Regions from separate parts of the Homo sapiens genome. Here all the other regions are linked to region 3. Evidence: chromatin loops called from intact Hi-C (ENCODE). Cell type or tissue: heart right ventricle. All regions are shown on one strand. Links, peaks and the distances in the headings refer to the core of each region. The heading gives the core; the rest is flanking DNA.

The links. Peaks named below come from ENCODE experiments on the same cell type or tissue, not always from the same donor. Only the 100,000 strongest peaks of a DNase experiment are listed, where the experiment ranks them.
Region 1: it touches region 3 in a loop (2.9-fold over the local background); 4 of 110 quality-filtered maps call a loop at or near these places.
Region 2: it touches region 3 in a loop (2.6-fold over the local background); 4 of 110 quality-filtered maps call a loop at or near these places.

Annotation. Positions count from the first base shown.
Region 1 is chr17:13,540,054-13,550,534 of GRCh38, forward strand. All of the region lies in intron 1 of HS3ST3A1 (heparan sulfate-glucosamine 3-sulfotransferase 3A1), which reads right to left. It overlaps MIR548H3 (microRNA 548h-3), which reads right to left and starts at 3,593; the gene lies at 3,476-3,593. In heart right ventricle, for the core only: no CTCF peak of the experiment used is centred there; a DNase peak (open chromatin) is centred at 4,478.
Region 2 is chr17:13,558,313-13,568,525 of GRCh38, forward strand. The region is part of intron 1 of HS3ST3A1 (heparan sulfate-glucosamine 3-sulfotransferase 3A1); the gene reads right to left. Among named protein-coding and RNA genes, the nearest start is that of MIR548H3, 20 kb to the left of the region's middle. In heart right ventricle, for the core only: no CTCF peak of the experiment used is centred there; a DNase peak (open chromatin) is centred at 3,981.
Region 3 is chr17:13,331,106-13,341,110 of GRCh38, forward strand. No RefSeq gene overlaps it. Among named protein-coding and RNA genes, the nearest start is that of LINC02093, 29 kb to the left of the region's middle. In heart right ventricle, for the core only: CTCF peaks have their summits at 6,886 (motif pointing right) and 7,088; no DNase peak of the experiment used is centred there; H3K4me3 peaks cover 558 bases; H3K27me3 peaks cover 338 bases.

The sequences.
Region 1 (10,481 bases), core at 875-8,874, 210 kb after region 3:
CTCTTTTGTGTTCCAACAGAAAGTAGTCCCTTGGGATCCACCTTAGGTATAAATAAAACATATTTTTGTGAGTGAGAAAGTAAACGATTTCTTTCTAATTTCTGATTGACCTCTGATTCCTAGGCTTTTGTGACAGATCACAATGTCTTCAAGCAACAATCTATAATGTTCTAGTGTTATCTGTGTCACTGACCAGCAGCTTGACACTGGGCAGGGTGGTTTTTCCCTTTCTGAGTTCTTGCCAAAGGGTTCAGGGTTAAACATTAAAGGTGCATTAAAGCTCTAGTTAGTGGAAAGGGTTAAATATCATCATCAAATTTTACTCTTGCAAAATGTTTCACAGGTTCCAAAGCATTTTGTGTAATTGCCTCATTTGATATCAATTTCTAGGGTTCCTTCCATCTTCAACATTGTATGATTTGATGGACTAAAAATGCATGCTCAATTGATAAAATGTACCTTTTTCCAGTAGTTTAAATAGTCAAAGACTTTTAAGTGCTCCTGCTGTGGAGAAAGAAAAGTCTGTTTCTTTCATCTCTGCATTTACGTTGGAAGACCAGATATCACTTTCAAAATATTTTTTCAAAACTTAAGGAGAGGTGTGACTTACCACTTAATGATCAGCCTTTGCTCACACATTTCTGTGGTTCATTGAGCGAACTTCACTGTAGAACAAGAGTCTCCTAGAGAAAAAGCATTCAATCTATCTTCCTGGAAGATCTTGGCATTCATTCCCCTTAGGGGCTACCCAAAAGAGCAAAAGGGAAAGGCAGAAGGGATCTCTGGGACCTCACATCCTTATTTAAGCAGAGAAACTCCCCTTTTATCAGTGTTCATTTTCACTTCAGTGTAAAATTTCATTTGAACTAGGAGTTCTAAGGTCATCAAATATTTGAAAACTACTGCTTAAGGGAACACATGTGGATTTGTAAATCCTGCTAAATCTATTTATGTATTGTGATATAATTCTCCCTACTGATGCTGTAAAAAATTGTTTTAAACTGAAAGCTATGATATAAACTATTCCAACTGACCCCACATATCCCCAAAGGCCTCCTTTAAAGTTCTACTCTGTGGTTTGAATGAGTTTTTGAATGGATGCCAAAGATTTCCTATCTCCTCTGCTAAAGAGGCTAAGACTACAAAAGAAGCCAAGCCAGGGGGAAAGAAAAATTCCAGCCATAAAGTTTCAAAGAATTCTCAGATATTAATTCTGACCCAAGTGCCAGAGTGATTCACTGGCGGGTGATGCTGAGTAATCTTACTTTGGACTCTTAATCCATGTTCTATTAATGGATTTTAGCCACAGCTCAAAAGGTTAGGAATTAAAGACCCCATTTCCACCTCTTTTTATTAAATTATTCTAACCTCATCCTGGGTAATTCATCACTGTCTCACTCGCTCTTGGTACACACATTGGGAATGGAAGGGCCAGTTGATACAATCACCCTGTCCACCTTCCCAAACACATTCTAATAAAAAAAGAGCCCTAAGTCCAGTTTCTCTGAGATTTGAGAGGGTGGTTATTCCAATTTTACATTCAGTACTGCTGAAGAGTCAGTTCCTAGAGACTCTTGCTCCTTAAGGAGTCTCTTTCTTTAGTAGAATCATACCCTTTGCCTTAGTTTTGGTAATTTTCAATGTTGTTTAGGTTGAGCCTTTGAACATCGTGACCAGATGGTCATCTGTTGGCAGTTTCCATAGCATTCGTTCAGTGGGCACAAATCTTGAAGGCTACTTGAAGAAAGAGGATGAAGTTCAGATGGTTCACACACCTCCAGAAACCTCTTTCAACTGTGAACAATCTTGACTTGCTGTGGTTTCTGTACATGTAGTAAAGCATGTTGAAGGAATGGATGCCTTGACTTCATTGATACCTGGAATGGACGGAATTATATCCCCTCAAAATTGGTAAGTTGAAGCCTCAACTCTCAATGTGACTGTATTTGAAGATTAAAGGGCATTAAAGGAGGTTATTAAAGTTAAATGAGGGGTCGGGCACAGTGGTTCATGCCTGTAATCCCAGCAGTTTAGGAGGCCAAGGCAGGTGGATCACTTGAGGTTAGGAGTCTGAGACCAGTCTGGCCAGCATGGCAAAACTGCATCCCTATAAAAAATACAAAAATAGCTGGGCATGGTGGCGTGCACCTGCAGTCCCAGCTACTTGGGAGGCTGAGGCATGAGAATCACTTGAACTCGGGAGAGGTGGAGGTTGCAGTGAGCAGAGATTGCGCCACTGCCCTCCAGCCTGGGCAACAGAGCGAGACTCTGTTTCCAAAAAAAAAAAAAAAAAATGGTTAAGTGAGGTTGGAAGAGTAGATCCCTGATCCAACAGAATTGGTGTTCTTAAAGGAAGAGGAAGAGATACCAGGAGTATGTCTGCACAGAGGAAAGGTTGTGTGAAGACACAGAGAGAAGGTGGCCATGTGCAAGCCAAGGAGAGAGGTCGCGGGAGAGAACAACCCTACCCATCCTCAATCTCAGACTTCCAGCCTCCAGAATTGTGAGACAATAAACTGTTGTTTAGGTCCCCCAGCCTGTGGCACTTTGTTATGGTAGCCTGTGATATTTCGAAATATCACAGGCTACCATATTTTGATATTTGGTCTTCCTGTTTCCTGGCTCATCATTCCCAAAACCCTTGGAATCTAAAGCAATAAATTTCTTTGTGAATGTTAATGAGATGACTGGTGGCTGGGGGCTCCTGGATAGCCTCAGGATGGGGGATGGTTGCCAGGGGAATGTTGTAATTAGAGGGTTGAAACTTTCAGCTCCCCCACTACCACCACACACACACCTCTGGGGTGGAAAGAGGAGCTGAAGATTGAGTTCATCACCAATGGCCAGTGGTTTAATCAATCATGCCTATGTGATGAGACCTCTACAAGAACCCAAGACTGGGTTCTGACAGCTTCCAGAGAGCTGCACACACAGCAGTTCCTGGAGGTTGGTGCAACCAGGGATCTGGGAGCTCCAAACCCCTTCCTACATACCTCGCCCTATGCATCTCTTCTATCTGGCTGCTCCTCTGTATCCTTTGTAATATCCTTTGTAATAAGTGGGTCAACATAAGTGTTTCCCCGAGTTCTGTGAGCCACTCTAGCAAATTAAACAAATCTAATGAAGCGTTCATGGAAAACCCCAATTTATAGCCAGATAATCAATCAGAGGTATACTAATCGCAACAAGCATTTAAAGTGGGGGGCAGTCTTGTGAGACTGAGCCCTTAACCTATGATATCTGATGCTGTCTACAGGTTGATGGTGTCGGAACTGAATTGAATAAGACACCCAGATGATGTGTGCTGGAGAATGTAGTGTCAGAAGTGTTATATCGAGAGATGTGTGGAAGTAGAGAAAAAATATTTTTTTTTCTCTGACATAGCCCAAGCAGACTAATACAGTGCCACAACTTCAACATTTGGAATCAGTCTGAAGAAGAGAAGTTTCCAGAAGACATTATGGCTGTTTTTAAATATCTGAAGACAGTGACTACTTTTAGGTTGGTGCAAAAGTAATTGCAGTTTTTGCTATTACTTTCAATGACAAAAACCGCGATTACTTTTGCACCAACCTAATACATGCAGAATCAGATTTGTTCTCTGTGAATCTAGAAGGAAATCTAGAACTGGTTGGAAATGTTTTAAAAAATAAGGAATTTGTCTCAATGATAAAAAAGGAATTTTTAACTGTTAAAGCTTTTCAAAAGAAGAATGAGAATGAGCTACATAACAAAAGTGGGTAAGATCCCATCTCATAAATAACCATCGATCTGGATTCCGAAGCATCACAAAGAATGTTGGACTACCAGGACTCTATGATGACTTTTAAGTGGTAAAAGTAGGATTTTAAAACCCTCTCATCAAGGGTTACCACTAAGTAGCTCATTATCTTGGGCAAGTTGCCCAAAGTCTCTTCATCTCAGTTTCCAAAAATCTTTTTAAAAAGAAAGTACAGTTTTTGTGAAAATTGAAAAGAATATATTAGTAAAGCATCAAATAAATAGAAAACATTATCATCATCATCATGCCATTGGTGTCATCAAATGAAAATATTCCAAGAAAAGAAAAAATATATAATGCTTTCCATTCATATGATGAAAATATATACATTTTTTCTTACTTTGGGTTTGCTTTAAAAATATAAATATAACTGTGCTTCTCATGAAAAGGTAATCATATAAAACCATTAAAAACCCAAACCCTGGAAGTTTGCCTTACATCATAAGAAGAAGAGCAACAAAAAGCCTTAGTGAAACTGAACAGAGTGTTCTCTTTTCCCTGATGGGTGAGATGCGATCTGCACAAGCTGTGAGTGTAGAGAAACAAATGCTAGTCCTTCAGCTGTAGGGGTCTGGGACGACCTTCCTAACTAAGGCAAAACTGCCTTTTCTGTGAGTCACCCTTTGAAGGAAGGGCTCGCTGCCTGGGAGCAGTTTTACTGTTTCACATTTCTTTCATTCATCACTTTTCAGGCCCTGCGCCGTCTGGCACAGCCCCAGCCTCTTTGTGTGGATATCTGGCTCTCATTGCTGCAGAGAAGTGATGTCAGGAGGCTCTGACTCAGGTGAGCAATAAGGAGCAGATGGCGCCTCCACAAACCCAGAGCCTCTCCCCGCACCCTGCTCCTTGGAACAAGAGTAATTATTATAAATGGGATGGGTGGTGGGATAAGCAAAGATCCAAGTTTTCTAAGAGGATCTGCAAAGCTGAACCCTCCAGGAAAAAAAAAAAAGTGCAGCCACCAGCATGGACAACAGAAAGGAACCCTGATTGGAGATTGTTTAGGAACATGGTGCTCACTCAATTGGGCGTTGTGCTAATCTGATTAATGAAATGACGATGCTAAGCGGGGCGTTCAGCTTGCTGCATCCGTAGCTAAGGCAAGTTGGGCAATTCCCCCCAGAACATCAATTCTCAGCACCCTTGTCAGATAACTGTTTATGAAAAGATGAATGCACGTGGCAATCTCGGGTGAAGGAGGCTGATGCATGTGTTGTTAATGATTGAAATAATCAGTTTGGTAGTAACTGGCATGTGCGCTTGTCAAATGACAGGCTGGGGAGCATTAGCATTCCTCAGGCATGGACGCCTTTATCTTCAGGCTGGTGTCTGACAACTACCAAGATCACCCATGAATAAATATCGGGCCTTACCCAGACATAATTAAACTGCCAATGCAGATATACCTAAATAAAATTGATATCTTAATGACACCAGATAGTGTTCAAGTAATGAAAGCAGTGTGAGAGGGACCTGCACAATGAATGGAGACATCAGTGCTCATTCCACAGGGGACTCTTCCCCCAGTAACTCCTCACAGAGGTTGCTTCTCATCGTGGTGGAGTTTTATTTCTGGCCTTTTCTCTTCGATTGGCCTGCCTTCACCATCTGAGAAATCTTTCCTTCTTTCTCCCTAGCTATACCGGAGAGCTATGTATCTCTCTGCATGGAAGAGGTTTGTGTATCTTTTGTTACACTCCACTGGGCCACAGAGATTTTGGTTTTGTGACATCTGAAATAACCCCACTATGCTTAGGACACCAGTGTTTGCTGATCCTGGAGCTGCGGCTGCATCACCTCCTCCACGGAGTCCCGGGAGAAACCTCCGTTGCTCATGTCTGCATCACTCAGTACATCCAGCAAAATGCTAAAAAGCATCAGGTGGTAATCTCAGCATTTTCGGGGGCCGAGGCGCATGGATCACTTGAGGTCAGGAGTTCGAAACCAGCCTAGCTAACATGGTGAAACTTTCTCTAATAACAATACAAAAATTAGCCGGGTGTGGTGGTGCGCACCTATAGAGTCCCAGCTACTCAGGAGGCTGAGGCAGGAGAATCGCTTGAACCCAGGAAGCAGAGGCTGCGGTGAACCGAGATTGTGTCACTGCACTCCAGCCTGGGTGACAGAGCGAGTCTCCTTCTCAAAATAATTTAAAAAAAAGTACCAGGTGAATCTGATCTCCAGCCTCTTGCCAGCTCTGGGGGTCGTTTGAGAGAGAGAGTGCGTATGTGCATTTATCTGACTAATTTCCACCTGTCCGCCCTCTCTGACTTCATAAAATTGACTGTCTACCACGTGGACCAACTCCTCACCACTAAGATGCAAGCACTTTCATCTTATCTAGTCCTTTATCTTTATATGCCACTCCCAGGAAAAAATGAATCTGCCTCTGAAACCATTTCTACAACTCCTTATCATGTTTCTTTTTTCTTTTTCTTTCTTTCTTTTTTTTGACGGAGTCTCACTCTGTTGCTAGGCTGGAGTGCAGCGGCGTGATCTTGGCTCACTGCAATCTCTGCCTCCCAGGTTCAAGAGATTCTCCTGCCTCAGCCTCTCGAGAAGCTGAAATTACAAGTGCGTGTGCCACTACGCCCAGGTAATTTTTGTATTTTTAGTAGAGACAGGGTTTCACCATGTTGGCCAAGATGGTCTTGATCTCCGGACCTCGTGATCTACCCGCCTCGGCCTCCCAAAGTGTTGGGATTACAGGCGTGAGCCACTGCGCCCAGCCCATATTACGCTTCTTAATTGCCGTTATCTTGCAGTAGATTTTTCCTACTGATTTCCCTATGGAAATGGCACCCCCTCTTTCAGCCTCTCTCTTTAACTACCTCCTTTGACTAAAATGTGATTATTCATAGACTTAATTTGCTCACCTGAAAATCGCTGAAGTTGGACAAGATCATCATTTCTCAAACTGTGTCCTCTAGAACACCAACTTTTCGTAGTACAGTGCCAAGCAGCAGTTGTTCAATAAATATTTGTTGAATAAATGAAAATACTTGTGTCATGATAAAAGGGATTCTGGAGACAAGTGTAGGGAGAGCTGAGAAAAATGTGTTTAATCTTTACTCTAAAACTTTTCAGACCTTCCGATGGGCTACTAAGCAGTATAAAACTTCATATGGTATGCAACTTTTAGCAAACTTATTTAACCATGGAATTTCATGTTTTGCAGTTGCCTAGGAACCCGTCACAGAATATACATTAGATTTAATGATTACCAAATTTCTTTTGGCTATTAAATTCTATGACCACATGTCTTACACAGAGACCCATCCATCACTCCCATTCACCTCAAGGGAAGAAAATAAGTCTTCAACTTCATCCCTCCCCATAGCATCTAACACTATGTCTTTCCTTTTAAAGTCCTGTGATCATTAAAAAAAATTTGGTCTTTGTCCCCAGTTCCTGACACAGCTCCTAAAGCCCTTGGAATTTTGGGAGTAATAAGTGCCTTTTGCAAGTAAATGTGATGACTGATGGTTGGGGGGCCCCTAGATAGCTTCAGGGGAACGGGTTGCCAGAAAGACCAACGCACCATTAGGGAGTTGGAACTTTTAGCCTCACCCTACAACCTCCATGGAGGGGAGAAAGGGCTGGAATTGGAACTAATCAACAATGGCCAGTGATTTAGTTCATCATGTCTATGTAATGGAACTTCCATAAAAGCCCCTAAACAACCAGGGTTCAGAAAGCTTACGGAGGTGCTGGGAGGCTGTGCACCCAGAGAGGACATGGGAAGATCCATGCCCTTCCTCCACACCTTGCCCTAAGCATCTTTTCCATTTGGCTGTTCTTGAGTTGTATTCTTGACAATAAACTGGTTATAATAAGTACAGTCTTTTTTGAGTTCTGTGAGTTGTTCTGGCAAATTATTGAACCTAAGAAAGGGGTTATGAGAACCCTTGATATTTAGCCAGTCAGTCAGAAGTACAGGAGGCCTGGGACTTGGGATTAGCATCTGATATGGGGCAGCCTTGTGGGAGGGACTGAGCCCTTAACTCCAGGGATAGGATGCTAACTCCAGGTAGATAGTGTCAGAATTGAATTGAGTTGTTGAACACCTACTTGGTGTCTGGAGAGTTGGAGAATTGGTTGGTGTGAGCCAAAAAAAAAAAAAAAAAAACCACACGTTTGGCGTCAGGTATGGTGTTATTAAACACAGCACAGTAGTCCTGATTATTTAAATATACTAACCAAGTCTAAATTCTCACTTTCACACTCTCATGGTTTCCAGTAGCCATTTTCATTGTCTGATGACTTTGTATCTGTATTACTTCTCTAAATTGTTACAGTTACTTTGGGTAGCTATAACAAAATACCACAGACAAGATGGTTTATACAACAAATATGTATTTCTCCCAGTTCTGGAGGCTGGGAGGTCCAAGATCAAGGTGTAGGCAGATTCAGCATCTAGTGAGGGCTCTCTCCCTGCTTTGTAAATGGCCATATTCTGTGTCATTCTCACATGGAGGAGTCAGAGAAACCCCTGGTCTCTTCTTTTAATAAGGGCACTAATCCCGTCATAGCATCTCTACTCTCATCCTCTCACTTAAGCCTGATTATCTACTGAAAGTGCTATCTATACCAATACCACCCCATGGAAGATAAGGGCTTCAATGTATGAATTTTGCAGGAACATGTTTAGTCCATTATATCCACCATGTGTCTTAATATCTTAGATAGTGTTCAGATTAACAAACCGTCTCTAATCCTATCCCCCAGTCTACCATATTCTTAGACTTCACTGGCAGTCTCCACTCCACATGTTGAGAGGTGAAGCTGACTGGGCTTCTGGGTCGGGCGGGGACTTGGAGAACTTTTCTGTCTAGCTAAAGGATTGTAAACACACCAATCAGCACTCTGTCTAGCTAAAGGTTTTCAAACGCACCAATCATCACTCTGTAAAAACGCACCAATCAGCGTTCTTGTGTCTAGCTAAAGGTTTATAAACACACCAATCAGCACTCTGTAAAAAATGCACCAATCAGCGCTCTGTGTCTACCTAAAGGTTTGTAAATGCACCAATCAGCACTCTGTAAAAACACACCAATCAGCACTCTGTAAAATGGACCAATCAGTGCTCTGTAAAATGGACCAATCAGCAGGACATGGGCAGAGCCAAATAAGAACTAAAAACTGGCCACCCGAGCCCGCAGCAGCGATCTGCTCCGGTCCCTTGCCACACTGTGGAAGCTTTGTTCTTTTGCTTTTCACAATAAATCTTGCTGTTGCTCACGCTTTGGGTCCGCACTACCTTTATGAGCTATAACACTCACCACAAGGGTCTGCAGCTTCATTCCTGAAGTCAGCAAGATCACGAACCCACTGGGAGGAACAAACAACTCCGGACACGCTGGCTTTAAGAGCTGTAACCCTCACTGCGAAGGTCTGCGGCTTCACTCCTGAAATCAGCAAGACCACCAACCCACTGGAAAGAAGAAACTGCAGACACATCTGAACATCCGAAGGAACAAACTCTGGACACACCATCTTTAAGAACTGTAACACTCACTGTGAGAGTCCACAGCTTCATTCTTGAAGTCAGCAAGACCAAGAACCCACCGGAAGGAATAAATTCGGGACACAATGTCATCTACCCACAAAGGCTCATAGTTGTTATTGCATTGCACTGCTCAGCCTCTGAGCTCTCTTCCTTCCTTCTGTGTAAAAATTTCCTCTTGCCGCATTCCTTTGTTCCACCGCTGTTCGACAATCCTCTGACCTCAGGGCACTTTCCTGAACACTGATGACTTCCAAAGCACTAAGTCCACTCATCCTCTTCTGATGGTGGTTGCTCCCCACTCTACTGGGCTCCAGCACTGGACTATTGGACATCACCTAGCCAAGCCCCCTAAACCCCCATACAGACTTAACATGGTTCCATGCCGACTGTCACACAGGAAGCTCTTCAGCCACGTGCTTTGTTCCTTTTAGCGTCTAAGAAAATTATTGGGAAAAGTCACGAAACTAGTTTATTTTAGTTCGCCATAAAGAGTTGCCAATTCTCATAACTGAATTAGTTATTGTACCCTGAGGAACCTTGATTCATTTCTTATTGATAAACTTTCCTTTCCTGTAGACCCACTATCTCCAAAGTGCTGACAGGATACTGATAAATATTCTATGGAAAGAAGGTTCCATGGTCATATAGATATTGGGGGAATATAAGGCTAAATTTAAATAAACTTGTCTCATTTATTCTCAGAGCCTTAAAACACTAGCATGCATTGTGAATTTGCTAAATGTTGTATATGCAACACCACACAGCATATACAAGTTTATGTGATAACTGAATCCGTTTAGTAGTAGTAATCATTTTGTTTTGTTTTGTTTTGTTTTAATTTTTTAGAGTGCATGGACTAAATTTTGAATGACTTTAGTTTAAATTTTCTTTTCAGGACTCATGACAGAAAGGTTCACTGGCTGTTCACCCAGCCTATTCCCTCTTCTTCCTGAGAACACAGCTACACCTCATTTGCCAACCTCCCTTCCAGTATGGCATAAGGTGTGAATGACCTCTGGCCAAGGAAATTACAGTAGAGATGACGTGCATTGCTTCTTAGTCTGGTCTTTGGAAACCTCCCTCCACACACGCCCCCCATGTTCTTTTCTGGTTCTGGCTGCTGGAATGGAGCTGAGCCCCTGAGCGATCTTAGAAGCATGTGCTGTGTGAGGAGCCTGGGTCCCTGAATCA
Region 2 (10,213 bases), core at 1-8,000, 230 kb after region 3:
TGTGCAAAAAATTGTAAATGTTGAAAACATTACTTTCTACTATATACATATGGTATTATTTATAATATATATAAAGTACTATGTACTTCAATAATACATAGATAAAATAAAAATTTCAAAGATCAATTATACAATTTAAAAACAAAAACAGTAGTGATCTATGCTATATGTAAGTAATAAAAAATTCAAAGTAAGAAAGCAAATGATAAAAATGTTAAAAAAGATGATTATCTCGAGCGAAGGAAGGCAGAGGGTGGAATCTGACACAGGCACATCTGCCTGTAACTATTCCAGTTTTATTTTCTTTAAAACGATCTCTATCTATCTGTAGCTATGTCTGAAACAAACAAACATGGCAAAATATCAAATCTGGCATGTGAGAAGTTAACTGTACCATTTGCAGACTTAATATATTGTACATGCTTTTTAAAGAACTGAATAATGAAGAGATTAGAGACTGCAGAGTTGCATCATCAAATAAGCTAAACACGGAAGTCTAAAAAATTGTCACAAAAATGTTTACGAAATGCCAGTGTAAAAAATAGCCCTTGAAGAAAAAAACCACAATGCTACTGAAAAGTAATAATAAAAGGCCAGGTGGTAGATTACAATGGTTTAAGGCTTGAGCTCAGGAATAATACTGCTCTGTGCTCAGATTCTGACTCTACCACTTAGCAGTGATGTGGCCTTCAGTAAGTTACAATGCCTGTCTGAATCTCAGCTATGCCCTTGTACAAAGGCTAATAATAATACCTACCTCATGGGGAAATTGTAACAATTATGTAAAACAAGGAATACAAATCTGGAACACTGTTGTGTAAAACAATGAATACCAATCAGCCTGGAGCCTGGCACATATGAGTATTCAACTAATATTAACTGTTAGTATTATTATGACAACAAAAAAAGAGACTGGGTGGAGATGCTTTGTTTTACTCCAGTCTCTTAGCACCTCAGCTGGGGGCTACCACCCAAGGCAAATCTGGAAAAGGTAATTTCGTATTAATGGACACACCTCTTCAAGCATCTAGAAATTCAGACATTTATGTGTCCAAACTCTACTTCTACACTCTTCTTACACCTAAAAGTAAAAATATTTTTGAAAATATAATGTTTTTATTACATGTGAATATATATTCAATTACATACATATATTTTAATGTTCTATATAAAATTTAATTATATAACATATTACATTAATTACATATTAGATATAATCTTATATTTTATGATATAATTTTATTTATATTATATATTATAAAAGTTTGATCTTGTATTATATGTTTAATTTATTATTGGCTAATTTATTTATTATTAAGGTCTTAGGCAATTGATTATCTTTAAAGTATCCTTCCCCTTAGAAAACTCTAGAAATGGAAATGAACATGTTCCTACCAAATTCAGTGAACAGCACTTTCTTCTTCACATTCCAGGTACAGGATGGAAGCACAGGCTATCCCTAAGGCAACTGAGGAGACTGAGGGGCAATGTGTAAATACACATTTTTATTTTATTTTATTTTATTTTATTTTTTGCTTAGGTTGTACAATTAATATTTATTTTTCAAGCAGCAAGTTTGGTTTTGGTTTTTTTGCAAAAGGCCCATCTTGTTTTCTTAACAATTCTTTGATCCTCTAAATTTATATTTTGAAAATTTTCAAAGTTACAGGAAAGGTACAATAGTAAGAGTGTATTGGCCGGGCGTGGTGGTTCACGCCTGTAATCACAGCACTTTGGGAGGCCGAGGCAGGCAGATCACCTGAGGTCAGGAGTTCAAGACCAGCCTGGCCAACATGGTGAAACCCCATCTCTACTAAAAATACAAAAATTAGCCAGGTATGGTGGCACATGCCTGTAATGCCAGCTACTCGCGAGGCTGAGGCAGGAGAATCGCTTGAACCCGAGAGGTGGAGGTTGCAGTGAGCCGAGACAGCGCCACTATACTCCAGCCTGGGCAACAGAGGGACACTCGTCTCCAAAAAAAAAAAAAAAAAAAAAAAAAAAAAAGTGTATTACCTACATACTCTTCAACTGGAGTCACCATTTCTTTTTTCCTGCCACCTTTGCTTCTCTGTGTGTGTGTAACTCTATATATTCTTTCTGAACTGTAACAGAGTTAAACATCATGACATCTCACCTCAAATACTTCCACGTGTATTACCTACAAACAAAAACATTCTCCTAAGTAATCATAATACAATCATCATACTCAGGATATTTAACATGGAGGAAAACAAATTTTATTACAGCGTGTGTCTGGATTTTTGGTTTGGAATATAGAGTTTCTTTTAGTCTGGATACCCTGCTGATTATGCCTATGGTAAAGTGAGCTGACTAACAATATAGCTCCATTACTAAAAATCATGAGTAAATATCTCTAAATAATTAACTATTGCAATTCCATTTTGATCAAAGTGCAATTTCAACACAGGTGCCTGATAGAGAATCTGGTTTGGAACTGAAGTACTTAGTACCTCAGGAAAACTTATTAAAATGTTTTCTTCTTGTAAAAGACAGGGGAAGCAAAGTGTGGGAAATTAAAGTGACATTCCTGAAGTTTACAGAAGGAAGGTTGGTAAAATTCAAACTTAAGTTCCAGCAATACTGTACAGCAAAGCACAGATCCTGACACCATGTAGCCTATGGGAGAGGTGGGCACAGAAGATCCAGTAAGAGACCAGAAACACATTGCTTCCATCTCCCTCATTTCTGTTTGTAACACATCTCAGCCAGAGGCCTCCATTCCTCGATGGATGTTAGAGTCATCTTGGGAGCTTTTAAAAGATGCAGAGATGCCTTGGAGCCTACCTCAGACCAATAAAAGTAGAAATCACTGGGGACAGAACAAGGATGCTGGTATTTACAAGCTCCCAGGAGATTCTAACAAGCAGCCAGAATTGAGACCCATTGCCCTAGAGGAAAGGAAGTTTGGACTTTGGGTATGGCTGTGTATTCTTGTCCACCCCTACCTAAGTCTCTTGCCTTAGGAAGTGACACTGCACTGCATTTTTCCTTCCCTCTGCTCCTGATTTTCTTGTGAGCATTCGAGCATTCACCCTGAGATACCAGATCATTCTTTTTTTTTTTTTTTGGAGACAGAACCTTGCTCTGTCGCCCAGGCTAGAGTACAGTGGCGTAATCTTGACTCACTGCAACCTCCTCCTCCTGGGTTTAAGCGATTCTCCTGCCTCAGCCTCCCAAGGAGCTGGGATTTGGGATTACAGGCACCTATTACCATGCCCTGCTAATTTTTGTAATTTTAGTAGTGACGGGGTTTCGCCATGTTGGCCAGGCTGGTCTCGAACTCCTGACCTCGTGATCCAACCACCTTGGCCTCCCAAAGTGCTGGGATTACAGGGGTGAGCCACTGGACCTAGCCACCAGACCATTCTTAAATGCATTGTCCACAATGTGTCAGACCTCCCACCAGGCTGGAGACACTGCGGGATTCCAGCAGGAGATGGACGCCACACCCAACTGCAGGCACTTCACTCACACAAGCGCAAAATGACAGAGCTGTGAATTGTGCCAGTGCCAATGTCCGGATCCCAGGGGTACAAAGAGGACAGACAAAGGGCAAAAAGAGAGTGTAGGGTACGGATCTGTGTGGTGCTGAAGGCGGCTTCCTCAGATGAAGCTCTCAGTGGTGTGGGCTGTCACTGGGCCCAGGAGCTTAGCTGGGGAAGAAACCTGTAATTGACAAAGTCACGCCGCCCATGTCCCTTATAAACGGTTGAATTCTCAAGCAAAGACCAGCGTTTGTGACAGGTTACAATACCTGACTATGTGAATAAATAACGGATATACCTCCCTCTTCTTTCCCTTCTCCCCATGGCCATGACCACCCTGTCTTTTTGGAATAGGCAAGCAGTAACTTTGGCTCTGTCTCTAGGAAAAAGGAGCCGCAGCCTGCAAGAGTGGACTGAGCTTCCATCACATGCCAGGAGATGAGTCAGACACAGTCATGGTCTGGAGGAGTCCAGGATCGCTCATTCTGCAAGAGGCAGGGACAGACGTGTGTGCCGTGGACAGACAGACAGCCTCGTCTATTCTGCGAACATTTCACATCCTGTCACCAGTGTGGCTGCTCGGGCACACACGAGGGACAGCGGGTGGGGGGGAAAGTAACCCTATCCAATTCCTGACATTGCAGCCCCCTCACACCCGCTCTGATCTCCATTACATCCTGGGATTGAATGGCCCTATAAAAATGTCCACCGTGAAAGACAGATTCAAAAACTGAAGAAACAGTATCCTGATGGAAGTCCTTTAACATCCTCCACCCTCAAGCTTCAGCCCTTCCCCCAGGCTCTACAATAGAACTCCCATCCCCAACCCTGGCCAGGCAGAGAATTTATGAGCTCTAAGTCCTGTTTTTCTACATTGATGGAAATCACGGGCAAACGTTTCCACTGGGCCAAACTCCATCCAGAGTCAAATATCAAGGCACCCAGCTGAGCTCCAGGAGCCAGCGTTTATGAAGCCAGTCGATGTGCCCTGTGACCGTAAACCATCTTATATTTACTATGACAGGACAGTATTTGAGTTAATAAAAAGACGATTTTTCTGCCTAACTTTTGTTGCCTGGAAGGCCCTAGCTTCTTTTACAAGGGGATTGTGTGTCAGGACCCGATACAGAGCCTGAAAAGCCAGCTGTTTGCTCATTTCATTGGGGTAAAGAAATTGAGTCAGACGTAAAGGGGCCCTAAACAAGATTCCATAGATTCTTGAAGGTCCACGATAAGTGGGAAAAATACATACCTGTTATCTTGTATGCTGCAAATGGGAAGCAGGGAGAAGAGAATCACTTTATCTAACCTTCCCAGCCCTGCCTTCTCCAGGGATACCTAGACCCCATTTGGAAAAAGGGACAGTGATGAGCCTCTGAAATGTTCGCCAGAACCGCAGCAAAGGGTAGAACCACATCATCAATTTAGGTTGGTCAGGGTATGGAAAGAAACTGAAGTTGGGGTATAAAGGGAATGAAGGGATTTAGGAGGGAGCTTCCTGCTGCAGAAGGGACAACATATTCTGGGCTCTTTCAGTTACCTGGAGGGTCTGTGGGTTGTTTGCTACCAATGTTGCATTTATTTCACTCAAGTCATTCTGCAGGAGGACCTATGCCAGCTGGGGCCAAGGGAATTGGAGCAGGATGTATGTAGGCATTTTGTGAGGATGTAAGCAAACTAAGAAAATGTCAGATATGTCCAGCTACTAGTCTAAAGTGTTGACCCCAGTGTGGGGGGCAGAGAGGGAGCATGTAAGTTGTCCTCATCTCTAGAGCAGCTTCACAGAAATCCAGAGGTTCTTTTAGCTCTGACACTCTCTAACTCTGGGAATCACTAAGTCAATGGAGTTCAGAGGGTCATAGTTGAGCAAAGCCTCAGGAAACAGCCTTTTCAAAGGACACGCACAAGTCCCCAACACAGAACTGAAGGCTGCTGTCTCTCTTTCTGGCAATGGGTATTTGTCCCTGGAGTATGCGGTTGCAGCTCCTTCCTTTCCTGATACACGTTTCTGTACTTTTTAAATGCTATTAATTAACTGTGAAAGGACAACTTAAAGATCACAAAATTGCAACTATGAGCACCGGTGCCAGGCACTAGTTTTTCTTAATTATCAAGAAAAATTAATTTCTTATTAATTATTATTGAATAAATGGGCCAATCTACGATTGCACAATAAAACATTTGGACTCGTCTTGTGGACCACAAAGCTGAATTACCATTGCTCTTCAGGAAGCTAAAGAGATTAGATGGGTTTTAGGAAGTTTTTACTGTTAATCCAGGAAAGCAATTCTGCCTCCATCAGCAGCACCTCATGACATGTGTTAATGATATTTTTTCTGTACTCTGAACTTCCTTTTGCCAATGCTCAGCAACATGCATTTTTACCCCTTGATGCAGAAAATAACAGAAGTGAAATATCCTGAGGAATATTAAAGGCAGTAGGGATTTTCTCAAAAGGTTCAGATGCTTTTTGGCAGAGATTTATTTTTTCTGAGTAAATTATCCAATCTGAGACTCCTTTAGTATTTGATTTTAATCCATTTAAATTTATTTTGATTACAGTTGTCCCTTGGTATCCACAAAGGATTGGTTCCAGTACCCCCTAAGGATACCAAAATCCATGGATGCTCAAGTTCCTTATATAAAATGGCATGGTATTTGCATATAACCTACACACATCCTCCTGTATACATTTAAATCTTCTCTAGATTACTTGTAATACCTAACAGAATGGAAATGCTACGTAAACAGCTCTTAGACCATATTTTTTAGAATTTGTATTACTTTTTATTATTGTATTGTTTTGTGGGAGCGGGGGCTGGAGATTGGTTGAATCCCTGAATGTAGAACCCACAGATGTGGAATGTCCCCTGTGCTTAGAAATTTGGACTTCTTTCCTTTTTTTTTTTTTTTTTTTTAAGAGACAGAGTCTCACTCTGTCACCCAGGCTCGAGTGCAGTGGTGCGATCGCAGCTCACTGCAACTTCCACCTCCCGAGTTCAAATGATTCTTATGCCTCAATCTCTCAAGTAGCTGGGATTACAGGTGCATGCCACCACCCGGCTAATTTTTGTATTTTTAGTAGAGACGGGGTTCTGCCAAGTTGGCCAGGCTGGTCGCAAACTCCTGACCTCAAGTGATCTGCCTGCTTTGGCCTCCCAAAGTGCTGGGATTACAGACATGAGCCATCGTGCCTGGATGAAATTTGGACTTGTTTTCTATCATCTTATTTGATGCTTTCTATGTACTATGTCTGTTTGTTTTTTTCTTTTCTTTTATTGGAGTAGTCAAGTTTATTTTATTGAATCCCTTTCCAGTTTAGAAATTATTATTTCAGTGGTTACATTTCAATTTTTGCATGGTAGCTAATTTAAGAAAACCTCAAATTACTATTGCAATCCTTCTCTATCAATGCAAGGGTTTAAAAAGCTTGAGGCCAGGCGCAGTTGCCCCTGCCTATAATCCCAGCACCTTGGGAGGCCAAGGCAGGCAGATCACCCAGGAGTTCGAGACAAGCTTGGGCAACATAGTGAATCCCCATCTCTACAAAAAATACAAAAATTAGCTCGGCATGGTGGCTTGCACCTGTAGTCCCAGCTACTCCAGAGGCTGAGGAAGGAGGATCACTTGAGCCTGGGAGGTCAAGGCTGCAGTGAGCTGTGATCGTGCCACTGCACTCCAGCCTGGGCTACAGAGTGAGACCCTGTCTCAAAAAAATAAATAAGTAAGTAAAATAAAAAATAAAATGCTTTAACACTGCCCTCCACTTCACCTTTCTCTCATTCTAATTTTACCATTGGTAAAACTGCTGTTAATCCAAGCAACATATTACTTTTATTAATTTTATAGTCACAGCTCGTTTGGATGGATGAGTGTGTTTACCATCTTCTCGGCTCACCCTTGCTTTTAGTACATCTTGTTTTCCTTCTGGATTCAGTCTTTCTTGCTAAAGCATGTCATTTAGTAGTTTCAGTAAAGGTTTTGTGTAGTTACTTCTCTCTTTGTTTATCTGAAAGTTCTCCACGTTCTGTCCTCTGGAAGTTTTATTAAATGCATTTTGGACCTAGTAAGTCTATACTCCGAGTGTGTAAACCACCCTTTTACAGTTCCATCTTTTTATCTCTTTAAGAAGTTTCTCAAATCTTTTCATTGTTAACGTTTTTCAGCTGTTTTCCTCTGCTGTTCAGTAAGTTTATCATTTATCTTTTAGTTATTACAGGCATACCTTGCCTTATTGAGCTCTGGTTTACTGTGCATTGCAGATATTGCATTTTTTAAAAATTGAAGGTTTGCAGCAACCCTGTATCAAGTAAGTCTATCGGGGTCATTTTTCCAATAGCATGCTCACATGCTGTGTCTCTGTGTCACATTTTGGTATTTTTCTCAATATTTCACTTTTTCATGACTATTGTATCTGTTATGGTGATCTGTGATTGGTGGTCTTTGATGTTACTATTGTAATTGTTTTGAGGTGCCTCAAACCACGCCCATAGAAGACAAGGAATTTTATTGATAAATGTGTGTGTACTGACTGCTCCACAGACCAGCTATCCCCCATTTCTCTCCTCCTCAGCCTCCCTATTACCTGAGACACAACAATATTGAAATTAGGTCATTTAATATCCCTACAACGTTATAAATGTTCAAGGGAAAGGAAGAGTTGCACCTCCCTCACTTTAAATCAAAAGCCAGAAATGATTAAACTTAGTGAGGAAGGCATGTTGAAAGCTGAGACAGGCTGAAAGCTAGGCCTCCTGCAACAGTTAGCCAAGTTGTAAATGCAGAGGAAAAGTTCTTAAAGGAAACAAACGTGCTACTCCAGTGAACACACAAATGATAAGAAAGTGAAACAGCCTTATCACTGATCTGGACAGAAGATCAAACCAGCCACAACATCCCCTTAAGCCAAAGCCTAATCCAGAGCAAGGCCCTAACTCTCTCATATTTTATGAAGGCTGAGAAGGTGAGGAAGTTGCAGAAAAAAAAAGTGTGAAGTTAGCAGAGTCTAGTTCATGGGGTTTAAAAAAAGAAGCCATCTCCATAACATAAAAGTGTAAGATGAAGCAGCAGGTACTGACACAGAAGTTGCAAAAAGTTATCCAGAATATCTACATAAAATTATTGATGAAGGTGGCTACACCAAACAACAGATTTTCCATGTAGACAACGTGGAAGATAGAAGAAGATGCCATGTAGGAATTTCATAGCTACAGAGAAGTTAATACCTGGCTTCAAAGTTTCAAGGACAGGCTGACACTTTTGTTAGGAGTTAATGCAGCTGGTGACTTTGAGCTGAAGCCAATGCTCATTTGCCATTTCAAAAGTTCTAGGGCCCTTACAATTTATGCTAAGCCTATTCTGCCTGTGCTGTACAAATGGAACAACAAAGCCTGGATGACAGCACATCTGTTTACAGCATGGTTTACTGAATATTTTAAGCCCACTGTTGAGACCTACTGCTCAGAAAAAAAAGATATCCATCTAAATATTACTACTCATTGATAATGCATCTGGTTATCTAAGATCTCTGAGGTATAAGATGAATGTTGTTTTTTATAACTGCTAATACAATATCCATTCTGTAGCCCACAGGACAAAGAGTAATTTTGACTTTCAAGTCTCATTATTTAAGGAATATACTTTGTAAGGCTATAGCTACCATAGATAGTGATTCCTCTGATAGATCTTGGCAAAGTAAACTGAAAACCTTCTGGAAAGAACTCACCATTCTAGGTGCCATGAAGAACATTTGTAATTCTTGGGAGGAGGTTATAAAATATCAACACAAACAGGAGTTTTGAAGAAATTGATTCCAACCCTCATGGATGACTTTGACAAGTTCTGGACTTCAGAGAAGGAAGTAACTCCAGATGTGGTGGAAATGGCCCAAGAACTAGACTTAAAAGTGGAGCCTGAAGATGTGACTGAATTGCTGCAATCTCACAATAAACCTTGAACCGATAATGAGTTGCTTCTTATGGATGAACGAAGAAAGTGGTTTCTTGAGACGGAATCTCCTCCTGGTAAAGATGCTGTGAGCATTGTTGAAATGACAACAAAGGATTTAGAATGTTACATAAACTTAGTAGATAAAACAGCAGCAGGATTTGAGAGGACTGACTCCAATTTTAAAGGAAGTTCGACTGGAGGTAAAATGCTATCAAACAGCAGCATCGCATGCTGCAGAGAAATCTTTCATGAAAGGAAGAGTGGATCAATGAGGCAAATTTCATTTTTGCCTTATTTTAAGAAATTGCCACAACCACCCCAGTCTTCAGCAACCACTATCCTGATTAGTCAGCAGCCATCGACACTGAGGCAACACTCTTTCTCAGCAAAAAGATTACAACTCACTGAAGACTCAGCTGATCATTAGTACTTTGTTAGCAATAAAGTATTTTTAAACTAAGGTATGTACTTTTTTAGACATAATTACATAGCACGCTTAATAGACTATAGTATAGCATAAACATAACTTTTATACACACTGGGAAATCAAATAACTTGTTCAGCTCACTTTATTGTAATATTTGCTTTACTGTGATATTTGCTTTATTACAGTGGTCTGGAGCAGAACCTGCAAGATCTCTGAGGTATGCCTGGACTATGTTTTTCTGCTATTTTAATCTGCAGTTTATCCTTCCTATTGAGTTTTTAACTTCAACATTTACAATTTTTCATTTCACATTCTATTTGGCTCTTTG
Region 3 (10,005 bases), core at 2,006-10,005:
ATGCATTTACATTTTATAGGCAAACCAAAAAAAAAAAAAAAAAAAAAGACAAACCACGTACGTCCGAGGTTTAGGTGGCACACAGTGGTATGGGTTTTATCCGTTATTAAAATGTTGATATACTTCTATACTGTTTTATAGAGAGCTTCTGCCTCTGGCTTTCCGAATATCCCCCCCATATGCTGCGCCACCCACACCTTTCTCAGTGCCCCACTTCTCAGCCCCTGCAAATTCCTCATGAGACAGCAGCCGATTATGAGGAAACCTCAATGCCTCAAACAATAGCCCCCCCACCCCCAACCCCTGCACTACAGCTGGCATCTATTTTAGTCTTTTGGTTTTCCTACATATTGGCTGTTAAACATGTTGAATATCATTCATGACTACATAGAACATGTAGTAGATCTCTAAGATTTACTAAATTGGTGCAGAAGTAATTGCGGTTTTGGGCCATTATTTAAATGACCAAAACCACAATTACTTTTGCACCAACCTAATATAATTGAGTGTTAAAAAATCAAGTCAGAGAATGTGGTAGGCAGAATAATTTTCCCCTTTAAAGGTTTGTCCTAATCTCTGGAACTTGTGAATATGTTATGTTCTATAACAAGGGGGATTAAGGCTGCAGATAGAAGTTGCTAGTCAGTTGACTTTGAGATGGGGAGATAATCCTGGATCATCCAGTGAGACTGAGCCAATGACAATAGTCCAAAAAAGTGAACGAGAGAGGTTGGAGTGTCAGAGTCAGAGGGAGATTTGAAGTTCTGAAGATGTTACATTTCTGGATTTAAAGATGGAATGAGGCCACAAGCCATGGAAGCCACAAGCCATGGAGGCCACAAGCCAGGTGTCTCTAGAGGCTGGAGAAAGGCAAGGAAATGGATTCTTTTGTAGAGCTTCCAGGGAGGAAGGCAGCCCTGCCAATACCTTGATTTGAGGCCACTGAGACTCATTTAAGACTTTTTTCCTTATGTTCAGAGGGTACATGTGCAGGTCTGTGACATGGGTATAGTGCATAATACTGAGGTTTGGGCTTCTAGTGAACCCATTGCTAAATAGTGAGCACAGTGCAAAATAGGTAGTTTTTCAACCCTTACCCCTCTTTTTATCTCCCTGCTTTTGGAGTCCTCAGTGTCTATTATTTTTATGTTTGTTTCCACGTGTACCCGTTTGTTTAGCTTACACTACAAGTTAGAACATGTGGTATTTGATTTTCTGTTTCTTAGTTATTTTACTTAGGACAATGGCCTCCAGTTTCAATCATGTTACTATGAAGTACATGATCTCATTCTTTTTTATGGCTGCATAGTATTCCATGGTGTATATGTACCATATTTTCTTTACCCATCAGTGGATGGACACTTACAATGATTCCATGACTTTGCTGTTGTGAATGGTGCTGCAATAAACATACAAAGGCTGGTGTATTTTTGATAAAACAATTTCTTTTCCTTTGGATGGATACCCAGTAGTGAGATTGCTGGGTTAAATGGTAGTTCTACTTTTAGTTCTTTGAGAAATCTCCATACTGTTTTTCACAGGGGTTGAACTAATTTAACTCCACCAATAGTACATACACATTCCCTTTTCTCTTCATCCTCACCAACATCAACATCTGTCGTTTTTTGACTTTTCAATAATAACTATTCTGATTTGGGTGAGATGGTGTCTCATTGTGATTTTAATTTGCATTTCTCTGATGATTAATGATGATGAGCACTTTTCATATGTTTGTTGGCTGCTTGTGTGTTCTCTTTTGAGAAGTGTCTGTTGATGTCCTTTGCCCACTTTTTAATTGGGTTATTTGTATTTTTTCTTGTTGATATTTTAAAGTCCCTTATAGATTCTGGATATTAGTCCTTTGTCGGATGCATAGTTTGCAAAGATTTTCTCCCACACTGTAGGTGTCTGTTTACTCTGTTAATGGTTTCTTTTGCTGTGCAGAAGCTCTTTTGTTTAATTAAGTCCCATTAATACAGCTGTATTACAATGAACTGTAATACCATTCATTTCAAAACACCTATGCTATCTCTGATCTCTAAACTCTCAGAAAACTGTCCCTTTAATGACCTCTTCATTGTGACGTTTAATGAACAATCTTTAGCTCTCTCTGATTAGACCTGTGGCACTGTAGAGACTTCTTTTCTAGAAATACCGTCCTCCTTTAGTTTGTATGATTCTATTCTTTCTTTCTTAGTTTTCCTCCTGCCTCTGTCACTACTAGCATTACCTCACAGCCTTTTTTTTATCCTTTGCTGCATCTAAGTATCAGTTTTGTTCTCTTGGCACGCCACTGGGAATCTATATGGCTTCCTTTGGCAATCTCACCCATGATGGCTGTACCGTCTCTGGGCTAATGACTCTCAAGTGCTTGTCTCCAGATAATTATGAAGATAATCATATTGTTTCTATCTTCCCTCTCTGCTATGATTTATGATTCTGTGATCTCCACGAAATGGAATCGTACTTGAAGTTGGTTCGCAGTTATCAAAGCCCTTGTTCTTTCCAAGAAGTCTTCTTGCTTTTCCTCCTGGCTGCTCAATCTGCTCTCTTGATTTACTCAAGCCTAAAGGAATTAAGATACACTGGATCCTACTTTCTGTCCTGCCACATAGGCCAACAGTGTGTTCACATCCATTCTAAGATGAGACTGTAGGTACAAAAAGAGCCTGCGAGAGCTAATTCCCAAACACAAGTGTGGAAAAGACAGGAAGCACATCATCATTATCATCATCATCATCATCATCATCATCACCATCATCATCACCACCATCATCATCATCATCACCACCATCATCATCACATCATTGTCACTACAACAGCAAATCATACTTGAAAGGCATCAAGTTCTTCTGCTACCCAGTGGATGGAGCTTTTGAGAAGACTGGACCAGTTTGAGAGAATAAGGAAACCCCATTTTCTCTGGTGGTCTGATTTGTGACATAAGTAATTCCGTGACCACACCACCTGAAGAGTGTGCCTAGGAGATATCAGAACCGGAGTACAGCATGAAATTAGCATCACACACTGACTACAAAACAAAAACAACAAAATTTAAGAGCCGAGTTTTATTGAGACCAGGGTGGGTGGGACTCAGAGAGACAACAATCTATAGAGGCAAACACAGGAGAAACATCTGATATAAAAGAGCAGGAGGCAACAAGGGAAGTTGTCATTTAGACCCTCATGGGCTCCACATTTTTGCAAGCACTGAGCTTTATAAAGACCTGATTCTTACACTAGCCGCTCCAGGCTATATCTGTACTGCCACTGCCAGACATAATTGGAGTGCTACTGGGCCTTATAGAGAGAGGTTGGATCCCATGACCAGTCCAGAAAGATAACTCTCAACTAGGAAGACCAGATTTAAGGCCATTTTGAAAGATCTTGATAAGCCAAAGTGGGGAGCCTCGCTGACTTCCCAAGACTTAGCTTGGCCAGGATCTGTTTGCCCATCAAGTTAGAAGTTGAAGCTACAGACAAGACAGAGACAGTTGGGGGAGGATGTCAGAAAATGAGCATGGAGTTAGAGATAACCCATATCTTCTGTAGTCTTTCAACAGAGACAGTTGCTCAGTTCTGGTTGATCCAATGAAAGGAAAGTTTTGTCTGCACATATGGCTGAGCTTCCTAACTGGACTCATATGTTCAGTTCTAAGAAAAAGCTACATGTTAGTGGAATAAGAAACAATCCCTACTGCAGGAGATGCATAAGACTTCCCATCAGTACCCACTTATCCCAAACACATAGACAGCCTGGAGGATAAACCAAAAAACAGATCCTAGTCAGAGGGAGACCTAGATTTTTCTGTCAGGGATTGGAAAGTCCTCTTAGGCAAGAGTATTTGCCTTTAAGGTGCCATGGAGACTAACTTGGAGGGAGAAGTCAGGGAGTAGGAACAGACATGATTATTCTGAAAAATCATAATGAATCTCTTTTGCACTTCCAGGCACAAACTCTTCTTAACTCATTCTTAAATAACTACCTTAGGAGTGGGGTGTAGGTGATTACTTCTGAAAGAATGTGAAGAGGCTGGGCGCAGTGGCTCACACCAGCACTTTGGAAGGCCTAGGCGGGTGGATCACCTGAGGTCAGGAGTTCCAGACCAGCCTGGCCAACATAGTGAAACCCTGTCTCTACTAAAAATACAAAAAAATTAGCTGGTCATGGTGGCAGGCACCTATAATCCCAGCTACTTTGGAGGCTGAGGCAGAAGAATCGCTTGAACCCGGGAGGCGGAGGTTGCAGTGGGCTGAGATACGCACCGTTGCACTCCAGCCTGGGCAACAAGAGCGAAACTCTGTCTCAAAACAAACAAACAAATAAACAAACAAAACAAACAAACAAACAAAAGAATGTAAAGAGAATGAAAACATTCAGCTTTTGGTATCCAAAGTAGGATTCTGGAACAAATGATGAGCTGGAAAGCCAAGCCTCTTAGAAAAGTTGCTGGTTCACTCAGATCATTTTCCCTAAGTGCAGAGATGTTACTCCTTCTGCCTGAGGTATAAGATGGCAACTCCCGCCTGCCTCGCTAGACCCTTCCCAATCAGGGAAAACTTAGTGAATCAGTTGACCCTATTTTGTTGTCATGTCAGCCTCCATTCTGCTGTTTTGCTGCTGCTGCTTGGTGCTTGGGCTGGAAAGTGGTGGTTTAAATGTCCAGCATCTCACCCGGACGTGATATCTCATGCCTGTAATCCCAGCACTTTGGGAGGCTGAGGTATGTGGATCATTTGAGGTCAGGAGTTCAAGACCAGCCTGGCCAATATGGTGAAACCCCGTTTCTACTAAAAATACAAAAAATAGCCAAGCACTGGTGATGCGCGCCTGTAGTCCCAGTTACTTGGGAGGCTGAGGCAGGAGAATCGCTTGAGCCTGGGAGGCGGAGGTTGCAGTGAGCCTAGATCGCGCCACTGCACTCCAGCCTGGGTGACAGAGTGAGACTCCATCTCAAAAAAAAAAAAAAAAAAAAAGTCCAACATCTCTTCCTTCTGCTGGGAGTAGCCACCTCTTTACCTGCTTCTTTTGCAGCGTTGACACCTTATCCCCACCACCTGCACCCACCCCTACCCCTGCACCTTGCTCTAACATGTGGTCAGAATGGGGTGACTGCCAGCTTCTGCATGAACTTTCCCTCTACAGCCACGGTGATTGTCTAGGGGAAAAGGCAGAAAACTCAGCTAAACCAATGAGTCTTTTATGGAGATTTATTTAACTACATTGAGTGGCATCTTTTCCTTCTCTGATGGTAAAGCTAGGAATATGTAAGAGCAAAAATGGCTGAAAACTTTGCTCTAGTGTTGAAGGGAAAGCCATGTGACAGGAAAGAAGAAAGCCACTGTTCAGCCTGAAGCAGAGTCCACTGATGCTCAGAGAGAGTCCTAGTATCATTGCAACCCGCCATTCAGCCATCTCGAAGATACCAGGATCCCACTCTTCCTGCAACTTAGCTATACACATCAATTCAGTTTCCATTTTGCCTAAGCTCGTGCAACTTTAATCTCTTTCGCTTGCAGCTAAGAGTTCTGCCTGTGTAGCGGTCTTATAATTATCTGAATTAGAGCAACACTGAATGAGCCTACTCGCCCTTTCTCAGGTCTAAAAATACCATATAAAATATTCGTGAGAAATTAATATAGTTCCTAGAAAAGACTTTGCCAACGCTTGTCCATTTGTAGGATATTTTAAGTAGCCTTTAAACAACAATAACTCCCTTTTGGAATGAACAGACAAAAGGAAGAACTGTTCTTCTGAGATGTGAGATCCTGGGATATGATTCAACAGGACTTTTTGTGGGAATGGTTTTGCTGCATTTTTCTTTTCCAGAGGGCAGAAAAGAAAAACCATGTTATTTTCTTTTATTGTATGTTATAAATGCATATAATTTCCAAAAAATCAACAAAGACTTCTGATGTAAATGTGTATTAGTTTCATCTAACTTCTTTAAACGCCATCACATACCTAAGGACTTGGGGAGACATATCTATTTTCACAGTTCTTTCCGATTCTAATGAGCTCTGAAAAGTTTATTTCAAAATAATCCTTCTGTATTAAGCGCTGGCTCATTGACAGGTCCCCTTTTATCGTAATTTCATGAAGTTTATTTTCCAAATGAAGGTTTATTTTTGCATGGAATTCTGAGGTTCTGCATTGTGTATATGAAGCAATTAGTTTGGGATTTCTGGAATTTATTTTAGACCAGACAGATGTCTTCAATTTACACACTCTGGGAGGTGACAAACCCTATTAACATTCGAAAGCTATCAATTTGCTTTATCTTTGTTCTTAAGCACACCCAGCTACGATCCAGGGTAATTCTTTTTGTTTGATTGTTTATTGGTCTTGTGTTTTTATGTAGACAGAAGTAGGAATTTAAGGAAAACACGGAAGATAGCTTCAGTAATTTTATCACTGTCAAAATCTAGTGGGTTACTTTAAGAGCCACGAATCACACCTGTATTAGAAATGCATTTTTTCCTGACTAAAATTCTTTCCTTTTAGTAACCACCATTGAAGTCTAAAACACATACACAGTAGCTACTCATCTTTTAAAGTTTTTCTTTATCACGTTGGTGACTTATGCCTGCTATTCCCTTGCTTACATTGTCTTTTTTTAATCAATGGTTGTTTTTACCAGGTAATAGAAACATATCTCTAAGCTGCGTAGACCTCAGCATGAATCTGAGTATTTTTCTATTCATTAGTCAAATCCTTCGTAGTCAAAAGTAAGTGCACTCCCATTGTGTACAAAGTCCTAGACTGTGTTGATTTGGGAAGGAGGGTTCAAATGATGTCCCCGTTCATTTTTATTCTGAACTTGAAGACCAAACCAGGGTTATTATTTTTTTTTCCGATGCATTCTGCAGCCACTAGATGGCTCCGGAGATATGCTCGGGTCTTCTCCAGAGTCAATTACTTCGAAACCTAACAACCTAAATTGCTATTTACTTCTCACATCGAAGTCCAAAACTGCACGCGCATTTTGCTGATTATAGGATTTAAAAACTGAGAGTAGGACCCAGAACTTGATCTGAATAAACTCAGCCCACTATTGGGAAATTTTGTTTACAAAATTTGCTTTTTATTATGACTGCCGTATTTTATTTTCAGTGAATGTGGGGCGTATTGTTACTGGCCAGGAGAAAGTTAGAGACTAACAGATGTCATCGGTAGTGTCAGATCTAGATCAAATGCAGAATGATTATACATCCTGACACAATTGTTTTTGAAATATAGGATAATCCATTACGGACAGGATGTCTGACAACTCTAGTTTTAGTGACATTGTACTTGACTTTGAGCTCATGCTGTTTCCTTTATCTTGGATTAAGTTATTTATGTATGAGTCCAATAGAACTGAAAACACTTAGAACTAAGATTAGAAGGATACTTTCTTAACATGACTACTTCAGACTACCTCAAAAATATATATCAAAATATATTTAATGGTGAAATATCATAAATATTTCTGTTAAAATGAGGAGGAAGAAAAATATGCTTACTGTCATAATTTAAAATTTTCCTCTGGATATTTTAGATAATGCAGCAAAATTTTCCTCTGGCTGTTTTCGATAATGCAGCAAGTCAAGGGAAATAGAAAAGGTATTATAGAAAAGGAGAGACAAAATCATCATTGTGTGTAAATCATAATTTCTTTCTTCTAAAAAAACAGAAGGTTGGGATAAGAAAATAGTGTTAGTGGGTCAGTTATAAATAAATTGTACAAAATCATTAAAATTTTTAAAATAATTCTACAAAAATCAACTTCCTATATGCAGCAATTATCAATTAAATTATAACAAAAATATATTATATTACAATATTCAAGTATACTGAAAAGCAATGTATATTACCATACAGCAATTACTCTCCTGAGTGGCAAAAAGACACTTTAAAAAATGAAAGATTATCCTCTTTTGGATGGGAAGAATATTGTAGATATATCAATTCTACCTTTAGTTAGCTTATAGTTTTAATGATAATCCAACAAATATTGCTTCAGAATTTTTTTTCAAATTTCACAATTTTTTTTGGAAGTTCATGTGAAAAATCAATAGAAGAAAAGATCCAAGAAAATAAGGATGAGAGGCAATTCCATTGTTAAATACTTTGTTTATAATTTATCATCAACCTAAAGTAATCACAAAAGGCACTAACTACTCAAAGAGAAAAGTAAGTATTCTTAGATATACATGTGAATTAGTATTTAGTAGGGTAGCACTGCAAATTTTTCAATAAAAAAACAGATTAATTCAATAAATTGTTTACTATTTTAAAAATAACAAATTTAATTCCCTACCACATACAATATTGCAAAATAAAATCCAGGTGGATTACAGAGAGAAAATGATGAAACATAAATATATAAGAAAACTAAAAGTGCTGATTTGAACATTTGCACAATGATAGGGTAAGAAAAATTTTTAAGCACTTAAAAAGTATTTACATATTAACCAAACTGTTTTTTCTGAAAACCAGAGAAAGATAACTAAAATTATCAACAAGAAAATATTTTTAAGAGATTAATGAAAAGATACAATTATCCACAATATATCGAAGTCTTAGAACTCTATAAAAAAAGAAAAGCCAAAACGCCACAGTAGAAATGAACAACAAAGACATGAACAATCAAATTCCCAATGAAAAAATACAAATGGCAAATAAACAAATCTAAACATTGTAAACTACACTAGTAGCCAAAAAAATGAAAATTACAATTAAATACTGTTTTTGTCTCAATTTGGAAATTACTAAAATGAATAATTACACAAGTGTTAGGCAGGTTACAGAAAAAAAATGGACACTCTCATATTCCAGTGGTGGATATGTAAATTGGAACATCATTTCTGCAGGGCAATTTGGCAGTGCATTTCAAATACATTAAAATGTGCATATCTTTTCACCGAGGAATGTCACATTTAGGAACTGATTAGATGTATATAAAAACATCTGTACAAGGATGATCACCCTTTTATTTCTTATTACTATGAGGATTTGATCCAAATTTAAGTGTTCAGAAATATGAGATTAAACAAACTATAGTGTGTACTTAAAATTCTTTTATCTAGACATTCAACAAATATTTATTTACTTTTACAAAGATAATATGCATTCACTAGAGATTTAAGAGATAAAGGGCTAAGAAAATGTTCACAGGATACTGCTGGATGACAAAAGCAGGTCATAAAACAATATGCAAGAGGAAATCCCATTTTTTATGAAAGCTGCATTCCCTGGCCTTCAAGAGAGTGAGGTTACAAACAACGTTATGGGAGCATTAACACCTGTGTTATGCTGGCTTGTAGAGCCCATGATCGTAACTGTAGGGTTTTAAATGCCTTCTAAACATTTCCCCTAATTGGTACATTCCTGATAATTTTAGAGATTTAACTTCTCATGGTATTCTCAATGTTCTTTTCTTCCTACTTACCAAACTCCAAACTCACTAAATCAGTTTTGAGTTTGACCTCTCCTCTCTACCCAAAGTCAACCTACACTGGAATATCACACGCCTCAATTTCAAAACAAATGTCCTTGCTATGGTCTGAATGTTTGCATTCCCCCCACATTCGTATGTGGAAACCTAATCACCAGAGGATGGTTCTAGGAGGTGGGGCCTGTGGGAGGTGATTATGTCATGAGGGTGAAACCCTCATGAATGGAATTAGTGCCCTCATAAAAGAGTCCCCAAAAAGGCCCCTTCCATTTCCGCCATATGAGGACACAGGGAGAAGGTACCATCCATGAATCAGAAAGTGGGCTCTTGCCAGACACCAAATCTGCAGTCAACTTGATTTTAGACTTCCCAATCTCCAGAACTCTGAACTACATAAATGTTTGTTGTTTATAAGTGGCCTAGTGTACTCACCACACACACAAAGCATGTTTGTGGGTTGCGGCTTTACTGGATGCTTGGGATGATGTGGTGGGATATGGCTCACAGCACTCAAAGACCTTTGACTACCCATCTCACTCGGGAGTCCTCATGGATAGACAGTTCT